2 separate regions of the Mus musculus genome follow, and region 1 is linked to region 2. Evidence: chromatin loops called from intact Hi-C (ENCODE). Cell type or tissue: left cerebral cortex. All regions are shown on one strand. Each heading gives the region's core, and the rest is flanking DNA. Links, peaks and the distances in the headings are about the cores only. Region 1 has its middle 78 kb from the start of Pcmtd1. Region 2 has its middle 55 kb from the start of Gm23274.

Region 1 (2,914 bases), core at 119-2,618, 200 kb before region 2:
TGTCTCTCTTGCAAAGGACCTGGGTTCAACTCGCAGCACCCATGTGGCAGCTCACAACCATCTGTAGTTGCAGTTCCAGGGCATCGGATGCTCTCTTCTGGCCTGTATGGACATTACACATACATGTACTACACATACATATGTATATGCAACTAAACACTTAACTTTTTTTTAAGAAAGAAAGTTGTTTTCATTTATCTGCTTAAATAATTTCCCATAAACAGGGCCACTTTGAAACTCATTGAGATAGCTCAGTCAGTAAAGTGTTTTGTTTTTTTTTTTTGAAAGTACAAGAATTTGAGTTTGATGTAAAAACCCATTTTTTAAAGCTAGATGTGCTAATAACAATAGAAGCTTGGCATGGCCCCCAGTGCTTGCAATCCCAGCTCTGAAAAGGTAGAGACAGGTAGGTCCCCAGACTCACTAACCAGCCAGCCTAGCCTCATTGGTGAGTTCTAAGCCAGTGAGAAAAATCTGTCTCAAAATAAGTGTGTGGCACCAGAGGCATTGAAGCTATCCCCAGAGCTCCTCTACCTGCAAACACACACAAAATAAATAAAAATGAAAGAATGTTTAAACAAAATAAAAGCATTATCCCACAACCTGTGCATAAATTAAATTTCTACTTAATTTTTAGAAAATAAAGAACTAAAATAATAATTATTATTAATAATAGTAACAACAACAACCATAAACTAAACACACACATAGAAAAAAACCCATATCACTCAGGAGGCAGAGGCAGGTGGATTTCTGAGATCGAGGCCAGACTGGTCTACAAAGTGAGATCCAGGACAGTCAGGGCTACACAGAGAAACCCTGTCTCAAAAAACAAAACAAAAAAGGGGAAAAAGAAAAAAAGAAAGAAAGAAAGAAAGAAAGAAAGAGAGAGAGAGAGAGAGAGAGAGAGAGAGAAAGAAGGAAAGAAAGAAAGAACCTGTCCAGTTGGGCTGTGAAAACAGGAGAATCAGGAGCTCAAGGTATTCCTCAGCTCCAGGGTGAATTTTCAAGGATCCTGGACTCTGTCACCCTATTTGCAAACCAACAAGACTTTATTTCCTTCACTACTATCCCTGAATTTGCAGTGCATGCCACAAGATGGCAGTGGGTCTCTTGCTTCATATAATGTTGTTGAATAAAAAGAGGAGTTGCACACTTCAAGATATGGTTGAGAAGGTTTGTATTGGACATATGAGGGAGAATAGAGGCAGAGGAATCCGGAAATGGGTGGGGGTGGGGGTGAGAGAGCAAGAGAAGACACCAAAAGCCAGGAGGTGAGGACTAAGAGAACCAAGAGCAGACAAAGGAACAAGGAGAGGAGCCAAAGGAAAAAGAAGAAACATGTGGAAGAGCATGGCCAAAACCAGCAGGGTTTTATAGGATCAAAAGCTGGAGTAAAGGAAGAGAAACCCCTGGGCTGGGGGAGTTTAGGGTAGACTGGGAGTGGAAAGTGCAGAGAGGAGCCACTGCTACTGAGTAAACCCAGATGCCAGCATCCACTCTGGTATGGTAATAGCCATTTGTTCCAACTTTCTTTTGGAACCTGACAGTCATCATTTCCAAATCTTTAAGAATACTCAGCAAGCCCTTGAATTTAGGTAAAGATGGAATCGGAGGCTTCTTGAGGATCATAAACCACCTATATGTAGCCTACCCCAGCCTTGAAGCGGGCTGATTCAGACTTTGCTGCCACTGAATATGAGATCACCTGGGGTGTAGCCTTCTGACTTAGATGGCTATATTGTTACGTCAACTATCACTGCTCTTCTCCAAGACTCTGCTACCTGCAGAGAGACCCTTGAGACATTCCAGAGACACATCCTATCCTGCATGTCACCTACAGGCTGGCTCAAAGCACCAAGAATGGACTGGTGGGGGGTGGGGGAGATGGGCCTTCCCCCCCTTCTAAGCACAGTCTCTTAGTAAACTCGTAGGCCTTGATCAGAGAAAATTTGTCTTGGCTTCATCATTCTTTTCTTGCAGTCTAAGTCTCTTTCAATGCCAGCCTACCGTCCAGAAATACCCGGCTGCGGGCTGGCTTACTACAGATTGGTGCCAGAAACAGGGACCTGGAAACAGCAGGAAAACACTGAGGGATCGCTGTCTTGTGTGGAGCTCCACAAGAAGGAAAGAATAAGAAGATCATATCGGGCACAGTGAGCAACAGGTATTTATACTAGCACTGGTTTTAAACGTCATTTTTTAAAGTGTTGCTGGAGGTGCGATAGGATATGGACTAAGTTGGAACAGTGCTGACCCAGCGCTGGTTCCACTTAGGTTTGACAGCGAAATCTGGAACTAGAAACTCCCAAACAGGTGGTTGTCTGCAGCTTTCAAGAGCTGCTTCAGGTGAGAGGAATAGGGTTTAAAATAGTAAAATTAAATAAAATAGTAGAAAATGGATTTTGAAACTCTCCCAGAGACAGAGAGAAATTGGGGAACGCCCTGTGTTATTCTCTCTGGCCCCTACAGCAGAAGTTCTCTGCCCTCTTTGTGTTGTCTAATGTCTGGTGCACCAATCCGTTCATGTGTCAATTCATGTGTGTTTTGTTTCATTGTCTGAATGACTGAATGTTCTGTGTTTCATGTTGGAAAATAAAAATGGCTAAGACTTTATCTGCTGGTTCAGCAAAGCCCAAGAGTGGCCCACACTTTAGCCAAGAATTAAGCACAGCAGGGGAGCCACTGTTGGAAAAACTGTTTTTAAAGAAAAGTAGTCTGCAACCTCTTGGTTCTAAGGCAAATAAACTGATGGTTTTTTCCTAGAAAATTCTCTGTAATCGTGATTATTGTGTTTAGCAAATGACAAAATGCTTTTTTATCTTATAATTATAGCTAGAGAAAGTAAAATTCTTTGATTGGTCTAAATTTATAGGATTCCTGTAGCCACTTAGTTTGGGTTTTTACTGGTCTT
Region 2 (2,914 bases), core at 197-2,696:
CCTCACCTGTTTGCCCTCTACACTTACTTTTTTTGCCTTAGTGTTCCCCAGATCCTCTACACTCGTGTTGAAAAATTATCAAAGACTTCCAACCCCAACCCTCTCATACACAAGAGAATCCTTTAGCTTCATCTGCTTACACTTTTCATATGGATGGCAGCCCCTTCCTGTCAGTGATGCTAGACTCCATTATCAGTAAAGACAATAATCATGCCGATGCTACAGTCCACCAAACCACCACCCCAATTTTACACTTCACTTTTTCCTTTGCTCCAGAATACCTTAGCCAGATAACCCAGATAAGAACATAACCAACTCTCCTCCAATACAAGATCCTCTCCACACCCTCTGGCTCCCATTCCCTCAAGGTCACTCATTCCCCACAAGTCTCATCTCTCTGCCTACACGACTACTTTTCCTTGGCTAAATGATTGCCAAACATCCACCACCAAATGACTCCCCTGAATTCATTAATTATCCAGATGTCCTTAGACAACAAAGGCTGAATAAGTCCTACACTCCCAATTACAAAACATAGCTAAACCTGTAAGACCCCAATGCAATGTGTTTCTTAGACCCCTAGAAATGAAGCCCAGCATGGAGTTCTTTGTCCTTTTGCCTTCAGCGTGAGAGATGAGCTGTACCTCACCATCCCCATTTTTATGATGTTTACCCAGCTTCCCCATTCTTTGTGATCCTATCCTTCTCTCACTTTATCATTTAGTCGTTAAAAACCCTCGACTGCAACTGATGGGGGTCGATCTCCTCTGCCCCTGTGTGGGTTACGCTCAGCCTCAGCATGCTGATACCCAATTAAACCTCATGTGATATTGCATCAAGAACGGTTTCTCTCAAGTTATTGGGGCATTGGCTCATCGCGGGACTTGAGCAAGAGTCTCCCCAGAAATGGGGGTCTTTCAAACCCAAGCCATGTCCTCTCTGACACACTCTCATGGCCAAACCCTGACTTGAATGAAGGTCATCCAACAAACTCTACTTACTCACTCCTTCCTTCACTGCCTTCTAGTGCTTCCTTGCACCTCTTTTCAAAGCTCTCCATTACTAACTATCACTCTTGCTGCTGATACCCCAGTTGTCAATGCTCCACTATGGATAACTTGTCACATTGACAACCACAGTCCATCTTTGGGAACCAAAGCCAAGTTGTCTTCAACCTTTACAATCCCAGAAACCCTGTGATAGATCATCCATCCCTCTCACAGTTTGCCTAGAGTCTCCTTAATCATCCATATTCCTAAAAGAATCTCAATCTCAGAACCCACATAAATACCTCCCAAAAGACTATTCTGATGTACCAAAAACTTCTCAGATTGAATTCTCTCCAACACAAGCAGATATAACAGTTGTTCCCCCAATTAACTCTGCATAGCCAATGTCCATTCTTCTGACTCCCCTCAAGAACTCTCAAAAACATTCTAGATAAATATTCCTTCCAACTAACAGTTTAAGTTTTCTTGCATAGATTATTCCTAATGGTTGGATCTGCCCTCCCTTCCCCCCTCCCCTTGCCTGGGATCTCTAGGCATTTCTCTAGTCCTTTCCTCATTCCCATAGTCTTGGGACTCCTCTTCCGAACTACGAAGACCAACAGTTTCAAATGTACATTCAAGAAACATTTTTCTAAACTCCTTCACTTTACCTGTGTCTCTAGTTTATCTGTCTTCACAGATTACACATCAGCCACAGACTACTCCAAAATTCCAGTATCAGCCCCAGCTCTTTTCTCAGAATCTACATTCTAGTCTACCCTCACAGACTATACTTTCTTAGCCATTTCAGTTCCCTCTGCCTTACTGAAAACTATTAGACTACATTCCTGAAGCTAGTCCCCAAGGTCTATTCCCTTATTTGGCCAATCACTCCTCCTGATGCTGATTACTGATGTCCAGATATTAAAGTATTAAAGTCCAGCAACAAAAAGCCATTTGGTTTAATTAATTAACATGTCTAGTTAAACACCTCATCCTAACACAGGGTTATTCCTTGTATCTTTTCTATTTTATTTATTTATTGTACCCATCTTATTGATTGATTGCTTTTACAATCACAGCCCCTCCCTCATCTCTTCCCAGTCCCACCCTTACAAATCCCTCTCTCCACCACCCCTTCCCCCTCAGAGATGGGGAGACCCCCTTGAGTATCATCTCATCCTAGGACATCTAGTCCCATCAGGAATAGGCACACCCTCTTCCACTGAGGCCCAACCAGACAGTCCAAGTAGGGGGAAAAGAATTCAATTGCAGGGAACAGAGACAAAGATAGCCCCAATCCACTTGTCAGGTAATCCACATGAAGACCAAACTGTGCATTTGTTACAAATGTATAGGGGATCTAGGAACAGCTACTGCATGCTCCTTACTTGGTGGCCCAGGATTTGTGAGCTTTGATGGTCCCAGGTTAGTTGACTATGTGAGTATTCTTATGGTGTCTTTCACCCCACTGGCTTGCTCACTTCTATTCCTCAGTCTTCCACAAGACTCTTTGGATTCTGCCTGATGTTTGGCTGTGGGTCTCTGCATCTGCCTCCATTTGCTGCTGGATGAAGCCTCTCAAGATACAGTTATGCTAGGCTTCTGTCTGCAAGCATAGCAGAGTATCCTTAATATTGTCTAGGGTTGTCTCTCTTACATGGGTTGGGTATCAGGTTGGGACCGTCATTGTTTGGCTGTTTCCTTAGTCTCTGGTCCATCTTTATCCGTGCACATATAGTAGGCAAGACAAATTTTGGGTTGAAGGTTTTTTGGGTGGATTGATGTTCACTTTCCTCCTCTTGAAAGTCCCTTCTGGCTACAGGATATGGCAATTTCAGTCTCTATATTCCTTTCTGGTAGGAATCTCACCTGAAGTCACTCCTATAGACTCCCCATATCCTTCTCCATTCCAGGCTTCCAAA

Evidence for each region. Hi-C counts contacts between places; a loop is a spot of excess contacts. Peaks named below come from ENCODE experiments on the same cell type or tissue, not always from the same donor. Only the 100,000 strongest peaks of a DNase experiment are listed, where the experiment ranks them.
Region 1: it touches region 2 in a loop (8-fold over the local background); 21 of 42 quality-filtered maps call a loop at or near these places.

Annotation. Positions count from the first base shown.
Region 1 is chr1:7,009,267-7,012,180 of GRCm38, forward strand. No RefSeq gene overlaps it. Among named protein-coding and RNA genes, the nearest start is that of Pcmtd1, 78 kb to the right of the region's middle. In left cerebral cortex, for the core only: a CTCF peak has its summit at 1,088 (motif pointing right); a DNase peak (open chromatin) is centred at 1,093.
Region 2 is chr1:7,209,647-7,212,560 of GRCm38, forward strand. No RefSeq gene overlaps it. Among named protein-coding and RNA genes, the nearest start is that of Gm23274, 55 kb to the right of the region's middle. In left cerebral cortex, for the core only: no CTCF peak of the experiment used is centred there; no DNase peak of the experiment used is centred there.